Regions from separate parts of the Homo sapiens genome. Here region 2 is linked to region 1. Evidence: chromatin loops called from intact Hi-C (ENCODE). Cell type or tissue: GM12878. All regions are shown on one strand.

Evidence for each region. Peaks named below come from ENCODE experiments on the same cell type or tissue, not always from the same donor. Only the 100,000 strongest peaks of a DNase experiment are listed, where the experiment ranks them.
Region 2: a loop joins it to region 1, with 6 times the contacts of the local background. A loop is called at or near these places in 6 of 110 quality-filtered maps.

Annotation. Positions count from the first base shown.
Region 1 is chr4:184,279,533-184,284,532 of GRCh38, forward strand. All of the region lies in intron 1 of LOC105377582 (a long non-coding RNA gene), which reads right to left. Among named protein-coding and RNA genes, the nearest start is that of MYL12BP2, 32 kb to the right of the region's middle. RefSeq lists enhancers at 1,934-2,063, 2,104-2,173, 2,194-2,343, 3,294-3,343, 3,744-4,003 and 3 more. In GM12878, CTCF peaks have their summits at 3,010 and 3,765 (motif pointing right); DNase peaks (open chromatin) are centred at 1,319, 2,129, 3,010 and 3,839; H3K4me3 peaks cover 3,089 bases; H3K27ac peaks cover 5,000 bases.
Region 2 is chr4:184,418,237-184,423,236 of GRCh38, forward strand. IRF2 (interferon regulatory factor 2) reads right to left here. Exons shown (of 9, transcript NM_002199.4): 3 at 1,233-1,332; 4 at 296-472. Among named protein-coding and RNA genes, the nearest start is that of LINC02362, 38 kb to the left of the region's middle. RefSeq lists an enhancer at 1-984. In GM12878, no CTCF peak of the experiment used is centred here; DNase peaks (open chromatin) are centred at 2,278, 2,945, 3,705 and 4,930; H3K4me3 peaks cover 2,870 bases; H3K27ac peaks cover 4,619 bases.

The sequences.
Region 1 (5,000 bases):
GACCTCACTTTGAATGGCAAGATTTATATTATTCATTTTTTTCTAACTGCCCGCAAAACACTTCAGTGCAGTTGTTAAAATTATTTTTGTTGTTGCAACTCTCATGTTACATACAGGAAGCTTCAGGAACCCTGCTTGGCTGATGATCTCAGCTCCTCTTAGCTTTGGAGATGGGGTTGGAGTTATCCAGCCAGTGCATGCTCTGTTGGAGACAGTGCCACATGAGGCCCTTTCTAAGACAGACAGGGGCACGGTGACAGGGAGACACTAGTGGGAACATTTCTATATGGGTCTTTAATGAATCAAGAATCTGGTTACTGTTTAAAAGAGTGTCTTGAATGGATTTGTCAGAAGAGCCAAGGAGCCTCTGTTTGGAACCGTTCTCAAATGGCATGATTGTAGTATAAGGCAGGGAGCGTATGAATGGCTTCTTTTCAGGAGAAGAAAAAGAGCAAGGGGATTGAAGTAATGGGGAGCCTCTGGGCTCATCTTTCAGCTGAGTCTGCCCAGCTCTCATTAGCGTACCCTCCTTATAGGTATGAACTGAAAAGGGAAGTTGGAGGGTTGTGTCTATGGAAGGGACTAGGGGACCTGGGGAACTGAGGACCAGGAATTACAGTCTCATATTCAGTAAAGGACTCAAAAGTCAGTGATCCAAGTAATGACCAGAGAATATTAGAAAAGGAAAAACAGCCAGCTGCATTCTTAGATGTTATTAGAAATCAAGGCATGTATAGCTGAGGGGTGCTCAGAGACTCTCTGGTTCTGACCCTGTGTTTGCAGATAAAGAAACTAACATTCAGGAAGTTGGATGACTTGCTCAAGGTCATAAGATTGGGTAGGGCTTTTAGCTGGCTTTTGAACTCGTGGTTCCGAGCTCTTTGCAGTTGAACATATTTGTTGTTTCTCGCATCAATTAACTCTAACACATTTAATTAGATATAAAAACTGTTCCCATGGATTAAATTCTGTTTTTGAAATTGTGCGGGCAGTGCCCTGGAAAAAAAAAATCAGCAATAAAGGCCATAGCTATGTCCCCAGAGCTCAGCTGTGGCACTTGTGGGCAGCTACATAGTTTGAAGTTTGAACAAAAGTTTTCTGAAAAGGAATTTGGAGGAAAGACACTTTCTTACAGTGAACAGTTTGCAAACTGGGGAGACACTGTCTTCCTGTATAAGGAAGGTGTGCATTTCAGAGAACAAAGAGAGGGTTTGGCTTTTGTAGGTTCTAAATCAGGTCTGTTTATGCAAATAAATGATTCAAACTTGCTTAGTTCTGATTGATCAATGCAGCTGAGTTTTGATTGGTTGACACAGCTAGGCCCTGATTGGCCAAGGTGGGGGAGCTCTGATTGGTTGGTTCAGGCAAGCTCTGAAAGTCCACAGTTAAACATAGGTGTAGGTTTCCCCAGAACTCAGAGTACATCTGTGACCTCTAGCCAGCAAAGGGCCGCTTGGCTCTGTTATAAACGTAGGCCCAGTTAGCAGCTCAGGATCTATCTTGAAGGATTGGCTCTTTCAGGTGCACATTTGTTCACAAAAGCATGGTTGGCTTCTTCACACAAGGACAGGTTTCTTCACAGAGAATCAGTTACACACTCCTGAGCATATTTAACTCCCACAGCCCATTAAGTAGATGATAATATTCTTATTTTACAAATAAGGAAACTGAGACTCGGAATAAATAAATTGTTGCAGTTCACGCATTTGCACCGAGATTCAGCCCCAGGCCTGCCTTCTCCCACTCCTGTGCCCCTTCCACCCACTGCCTGGCCCCCACCCTGCTGTTTCCTGCTGGGTGTGCCGGGAGCACTGACCTGGGGCTCTGGGGACAGGACTCGGTTTTATAAAGTGCTGGGAGAAGTAGGAGAATTCAGAGGGAAATGGGATCTGATGCTTGGATTATGGGAGAAGCAAGATAAAAGGATGCTAAAGGCAGGAGAAGCAATGGGAGAATGTCTGCCTGGTGTCCCGTGGTCCCTGTGCAGCTGCTCCTCTCTATTGTTTCTGTGAAGGGATCATGCAAGGTACTTTCCAGCCACTGTTTTAGACTTTTGTTTTTGATGAGCTGGAACAGCAGCAGGTAGGTAGGTGGTGGGGGCCCTCTTTTTCACTTTTCTTTCTCTCTTTCCTTGTCGTGAGCTCAGGGGCCATAAGCCACCCGTTCAACAGCCAAAGGATGAAGCAGATCTTGGCAATGTTACCATTTCTGTAACTACTGGAGGCTTGCTGCCCTTTGACAGACTGGAGTGGAGCGCTTCAGGGGAAAAGCAGTACCCACCAACACCGTGGCATCTCTGCTCAACGCTGACCATCACGTTGAATTTCTGTTTATGTCTGTAGTAAGATAATCAGCTGGAAAGCAGATTGCTATTGAGAGGGTTTTCTGGTTTTCTTAGTAGGTCAAAAACCAAATTAGATGACCCACATCATAGGCCCGGATCAGTTTAGAAAAATCCCTCCAGTCCTTCAGTGGCATCCTTAGCAGGAGGTTCTGACTTGGAGGAAATGGACAGCCTGCATTTTCTGGAACTGAGAGGTTGCAGGAGGAAGGGAAAGAGAGGGAGATCAAGGATGACAAAATCTGGGATTTCAGTTTATCCCTTCTCTGAGGACAGAAACAGCTCTCAAGCAGGAAGAGAGAGGCTTTAGAAATACCCAGATCAGTGAGCCTGGGAACCTTGATTGTCCACTTTTCTGGGCAGAGGAAGGGGAAGTTTCTGGTCCCAGAGAATTCCAGCTCAGCACCACACCCAAAACAGTGCAAGTGGATGACAGTTAAACCCAAGGCGGGGCTGTAGGGTGCAGGGGCCTGCATGTCGCACCCTGGAGTCCTGACAGTTTCCCCGAGCCACATGAAGGGCACACAGCCATACTGAGATGCCTTGGCACACAGAGATCTCAGACGGCTTCAAACAAGCCTTAGTGTGAATCAGTCATCAAAACCAGAAAACACTTTCCGGGTCCTCAGACTCCACCGTGGTCTGCAGTGCATCACCCCAAAAGGCCAGAGGAGGCCAGTCACACCTCAGAGGGCAACAGTGCAGGAAGCGGCCCAACCCAGCCGCTTTGTTGCACAGACTGGCATGTCAATACAGGATACAAACTGGGCCTCACTGTCTGCTCTGCCATGAGTTTTCCTAAGCCACACCTCTCCTCTCTAACTAGGGTGAACAAACATCACCTGCTCTACTGGCATAATTATTAATAGTGCCCTCTTTCTCTCTCAAACACATCTCGGATTGATCTGACCTGAGTGGTTAAAAAATAAATATTATAGAATAAGATGCATGCTGTAATTCCAAGTAATAATGAGAAAAAGCTCACCTATGTGTGCAAGGTTCCTCTATGCAGGGAGCATATTTGGAAGGACACTGCTAACCACGGTTACCTGAGGATGGTTTGGGGACACGGACAGCACTGCATTATTTTTACACGCATTGCATTCTAAACCAGGCACTTGTTTCTAAAAATGAAAAAAAAGTGCCCGTCTTGGAAGATGATTTGTGATGGTCACTCTATCCAGAGCACAGGCCTCACCTTGCCATGGAGCCGGAGAGGGCAATCAAATCCGAACATCTGCACGTCTCTGCTAAGGGGCTGAGTGTTTGTTTTAAGCTGGAGTAGTTTCTATCATTGCAAACAGACTAAGTTTACCAGCTCATGCTAAACACAGTTCAGTTTGTTTTTCCTGTTACCCCAGTGGGCACAGGTTCATGAGGAAAATTAGAACAGATGCAGAGTCAACATCTGTGCCCATCTGGGGGCAGTGTGAGTGGTTTTGTGAACATGCTGTAGTTGAATTCTGACTTTTGAGAGGTTGATTACTCATTTCTTTCAGTAGACAGAAATCATAGTATTTGTTTGCTGGAGCATGAGCTGCTTTATTTCTATTTTCAGAGTTTCACTTTGGGTCCACAGTGGGGCCTATAACCAATGCTGGAGGTTCTCAGCCAAAGAGAGTGCAGCGGCGCATGGCTGTCCTGCAGATGGTGACAGGTGGGGACTCTGCCCCTTCACTCTTGGAGGTCAGGCAGGGCTAAATGGCTGCAGTCCCCTAAGCAGTCAGTCCTTTTTTTAAAAAGTAAGAACAATGGCCTGTATTTGTTAAACTTTTTTTTTTTTTTTTTTTGGTAACACAAGAAAGGATCATTGTGATGCTGAGCCTCCAGTGCCACCAGACTCAGGGTTCCGGGTAGGCAGGGTCACAGCTGGGCACCCCGTTGTGCTGCTCCAGGACTGGCCCCGTGTCCTGGCCTTGGGGTTGAGTCTCGGGGTTGGCTGCATGCGTTGGTGTGATTTCAGGGCATACACACGGAACGTGCTGCCCAGGTGCTGGGCCCAGGGAAGCCACGTGTCTCAGCCCTGAAGAGTTGTCCTGGCGTTGTGCACAACCTGGCTGGTGGCTTGGAGAGCAAACAGTACCCCCGACCCCACGGGTGTCTGCGGGCACTAGGCCCCACGTGCGGGTTCTCTGGAGTCTCCCAAGCTGAGCATCACCGGACCCAGACCCGTCACAGCCATGCTGAGCTTACCCGTGAGTGACCTTCCCGAGGAAGGCATGGGGCTTTCTGGGGCAGGAAGCAGGGGAAGAGGCTCTCAAAACAGCAGGAGATGGGAGCGCGCTGTCCCGGAACTGTTGTCCGCCTCCCTCTGCCATCCAGGTGCCCGCCACCAGGTCCCCTCTGACAGGCTCCTGATGCTTCCCGGGCCGGGTAGACCAGGGGTGCCCAGCAGCTTGGCCAGATCAGCCTGCCGTTTTTCCTCAAACGTCACCCTTGCCAGGGATGTCCCCGCCCCTGCTCCTCCCCTTCTTGGGACAGACATCCTAAGTCCAGTAATTCCGGTGCTTCCAATAAAAAACACCGCGAGTTTCTTCTCTGCCCTAAGCAGGAGCAGGGGGATTGCAGTGTGAGAGGCGTCCTCCTGCGGCCTAGGTAGGAGGATGGGTCTCCAGGAGCCTCCACGCTGACCCCTGTGGCTGGACTAATGTGTCATTTC
Region 2 (5,000 bases), 140 kb after region 1:
TGGATTAATTCACGAAGGGCCTCCAGAGAAACATTTCCCTCAAATTAAATTCTTTCTGAAACTCTCAATGAACCTGTTGCTTTAATCTGTACATGGTCAAAATTCCACATGTATCTTTCACTGCCTCTGGTGAATCGAAAGTCTTGTTTCCAAGCCAGGTAGGGGCGGAATGATCCCCTACAGCATGAACAGGCTATTCTACCTGCAAACTGACTGCAGATGTAGAAATGAAGAGATCACGAAGGCACGATGACACAAATTGATTTACCTTATTTTAGTCTGTAAATGCCTTTACCTTTCTTAGAAGGCCGTTCTGATAGGGGCAGCATTCGGTAGACCCTGAAGGCATTATTTCCTTTCTTTATGCTTTTATCCTTGACTTCTTCAATATCAGGCAAGGAATTCATGGCGCATCTGAAATTCGCCTTCCATGTTTTGGGATCAGGTTTATCTACTCCTGGTTGATGCTTTCCTAACAAAAGAGACAAAGATTAAGAAAAAGAGAGAAAACATTAGATACAGAGGAAGGAATTTCTGGAAACACAGTATTGCTGGTCAGGCAGTATAAGGAAACCTTTTCACTCCATGCTATACCTCCAGTGACCAATCGTCCTGGTGTACCTGGGGGTGAGAAAGTTCTTGGGATGTGGGAATTTTGTTTTTAAAACCTGAACAGTTCCAGTCAAACTGGGACAAGTTGGTCACCCTGGTTCTACTGAACAGCTTGAGGAAACTATAAATGCTGGAAGAATGGAGCATCAGCGTAAGAAAAATATAGAAGACTGAGAGGCTGCAAAGTCAACAGGCAGAGGGAAGCTGAGTGCCTCTTTTTCATCTGACGCTCCAACAAAGTCCATTCCTGTAAACAGCTCCCTACGTAAAGGTTGTAATAAATACAGGTATTTCTGACTACCTTTTTGGGGGGGAGATAAATTTGACCAAAGTTTATAGCATCAGAACAACTGAGTTTCTATTCCCCGGTAACACCTAGGGAACTTCTTAGAATACCACATTTATAGGAAATTGAAGGACTAAGAGTGTATGGGATGAGGGGAGCATTACTTCTGAGGGCTGCAGTTTGTACCCCATGTGTCCTGGATGTGCCTAGGGACAAGTCACAGGTTTTTCAGAGCCATCTTCATGAGGTCATAAGCCAGGCTATTTTATGTGTAATAAAAACAAAACTAAGCAAGAGTGCCTTCCTCTATAAACGCCGCAGGGAGTTTTAGTACCTGTATGGATTGCCCAGTTTCTAAAGAGTGGTGCATCTTTTTCCACATCCCACCCATGTCTAGCCGCATGCATCCAGGGGATCTGAAAAATCTTCTTTTCCTGAAAAAAAAAAAAAAAAAAAAGGTAAAGAACTGGAGTCATGGGTTTTGGCCCACCATTGCAAAAGGTTGTGAAGGTCTAGCCAGCAAGATTCCCCAGCAAGCATCGCTGAATGTGTTGACTGCTGACAAGAAAATCTACTGTAAACCAAACCCACTTCCCCCGCTGGATCCCAAATCTTGATAGACTACCCCGAGTGACAGTCAGTCTCGTGAAGTCTTGCAGAGCAGGAATGTTTTCCAAGGTCAAAGGTGATGATTTGACCTTGTGTGTTCCATTATTTGTGCCTCTTTTCTAGTTTTCAATATATTTTTTTGGAGACAGAGTCTCGCTCTGTTGCCCAGGCTGCAGTGTAGTGGCGCGATATCGGCTCACTACAACCTCCACCTCCTGGGTTCAAGAGATTCTCCCACCTCAGCCTCCTGAGTAGCTAGGATTACTGGCATGTGCCACCACGCCTGGCCAAGTTTTGTATTTTTGGTAGAGATGGGGTTTTGCCATGCTGGCCAGGCTGGTCTCGAACTCCTGACCTCAAGTGATCTGCCCACCTCAGGCTTCCAAACTGCTGAGATTACAGGTGTGAGCCACCACACCCGGCCCTGTGCCTCTTTTTTTTATAAAACCACAGAAAAATGGCCACCTACCGAAACTTCTAATGCTTACTCTTATAATTTATTCTCGTCGTTTGGTAAATAGTAACTCCAGCTATCTTAGGTAAATTAAAAATTAGACAAGTTTCCAAAACCCTTGATGCTACTAAAGAAAAGTCGGGTACATCTGAGGCCACTGTCACAGAAACCAAATATCTCCATTTGCTTGTGCATCCAACAGAAATAGAAAGTAATGTTCGAATCCCTGTGGGTCTACTGCCTGCAAGAAATAGCAAGAAGTGCAAACAAAGAGGTAGAGGTTATGAAATGACACATTTTTCTGGAGAAACATCCCTCAATACAATCCTTATATCAGACTATCTCTACATCTCTCTCAGTGTTGAGGTCTGTAACTCAAAACCGCCTCAAGCAACCCTGAAAAACACATGATTGGAAACCCATGGTTTAGTAACAAAGCCGTACTCTTAGTAAAGCTACAGATGAGGAACCTGGCCCAAGCAGCTCTTGTGGCGGTACCGGCAGGTACTAAGGTCCCATTGGCACTGTGCATCTGACTACCCACATCCACAGGGACCTCAGTTTTGTCTTCCTCCCACAGCCTACTGAGTGAGGTATATGTTACGATTTCCATTTTATAGCTGAGGAAACCAAGAAGCAGATTTTAACTATTTAGTCAAGGAACTTGCAGGATAATAAGTGTCTAAGTTCAAAACCCAGGTCATGCGACTCCATATGCTATTACTTAATCACCCACTCATTGTCTCCCAGCTTTTAGATTTGGAAGAGTCCCTGTCCTATGACAGACCAGTTGAGACCTGGATTCTGTGGAGATTAAAGCCCAGGAGGTTGTACTCTTTCAAAGCTCTCAAGGCAGTTCTGGTAATTGCTAGGTATGCGGATCCCTGCACTAGATGCTGAGGAAGGAGAGGAAATGTCAGCAGGGAGTTTCCACCACTTCAGTCTCACATAGTGAAACACAGAAAGGGTCCCAGCTGTCCCCAAAGAGATTCAGCGCCTCTCCACAGAACCAATCACAAAGCCAGAACAAAGACTATTTCAGAACATTGGAGAGTTTCCCAAAACCTGTTAAAAGGAAAATTCTACCATCTTCTAAAAAGTCAGTTATTAAAGGAGAACTGAAAGTGAGAGACTTTTTCATAAATTCCTCGGTGTTCATTCTGTATCATCCACAGAGAGGGCTTCGGGTTAGCCAATTTCAAAAGGACAGTGATCAGAAAGGGGCTGAGTGACATTTTATGCTTTAATGTAGATGAAAATCGACAGCAAAATCACTTAATGCCATTTATTGATGTTCACATGAAAATGAATACAAGTGAAAATTCATTTCGTGAAAGAGCTTTTCCTGAAGTGCATGCCCAGAATCTAAAGCTTTATGCTTAAACACCGAGATTCTTAAGAATTTGCTGTTGCACTTTTTTCTAGATCAAAGGAGTTCTAGGGTGACACAATCTGAAATCTAACTTGCAAGACACAAAATTGATACAGATAAAGTAGATCTTTTTAAGCATCTGCACGCATGCATGCATACACATACACACACACACAACCAAACCTAGTCCCACAGAAACCGCAAAAGCCATGCAACTACAAAAGCGCTGACCAAACCCAGCAACATACACTATGGACCCTCTTGAAATGTGCAACAGGCCTGAGTAGACTGGAATAGTTCAGGTGTTTGTCCCCTCAAAATCTCGTGTTAAAATTTGATCGCTAGTGTTGCAGGTGGGGTCTGGTGGACGGTGTTTGGGTCATGGGGCAGGATCCCTCAAGAATGGCTTGGTGTCGTTCTCGTGGTAATGAGTAAGCTCTCACTCCATTAGCTCCGGTGAGAGCTGATTATTCAAAACAGCCTGTCGCCTGCACCATTCTCTCTTCCTCCCTCTCTTGCCATGTAATGCCCTTTGCCTCCCATCCTGAGGCCTTAACAGAGGCAGATGCCAAGGTCATGCTTCTTGTACAGCCTAGAACCCTGACCCAAAGAAGCCTCGTTTTTTTATAAATTACCCAGCCCCAGGTAGTCCTTTGTAGCAACATGAAACAGACTAACCCACAGACATGTCTCCAAAAAAAGATACACAAATAACAAACGTTGGTGAGGATGTGGAGAAACTGGAATCCTCACACATCGCTGTGGAAATGCAAAATGGTACAGCCACTCTGGAGAAAAAGTTTGGCCATTCCTCAAGAAAGTGAAACACAGAATTACCTGATGATCCAGGAATTTTACACCTGGATATATACCCAAAGAATTCTAAGCCAACATTCAAACCAAAACATAAACGTTCATAGCAGCACTACTTTCAAAAGCCAAAAGATGGAAACAACCCGAGTGTCCATCAGCTGATGAATGGGTAAACAAAATGTGGTATATCCATACAATGGAATATTATTCAGCCACAAAAAGGAATAGAGTATTGACACATGCTACCATGTGGACGAACCTTGAAAACATTATGCTGGATGAAAGAAGCCAGACACAAAAGGCCAAAAATTGAATGATTCCATTTACATGAAATATTCCAGAAAAGACAGAGAGCAGAGAGCAGACAGAGAGCAGAGATCCATAGAGACAGAGAGCAGATTACTGGTTGCCACAAGCTAGGGGGGAGGGAAATGGGAAGTGACTGATTAATGGGTACAGCATTTCCTTTTGGAGGGATAAAAAGTTCTGGAACTGGACAGTGGTGATGGCTGCATGACATCGTGAATGTCACTTTAAAATGGTAAATATTTTTTAAACTACATGTCACCTTTACCTAGTTTTTCATACTTCAGGAAAAAAAAGAAAAGACTAATAAACTTATCAGAAATATCTTTAAAATTGTATCACAGATTCTTTTTTTGAAGAAGACCATATGAAAAGGTAAGAGAAAGCAAGATTCATTTTAAAACTGAAAGAGATTCTGACCAGTAAACATTCTGGTCACAAGTTGTGTGTTCCATGGGACATGACGGTGTTGCTATGTGTGTGTAGACCCCGTGACGTCAGTATGTGCCAGGTGTCTCATCCCCGAGTGACCAGTCCTGCACACGTGG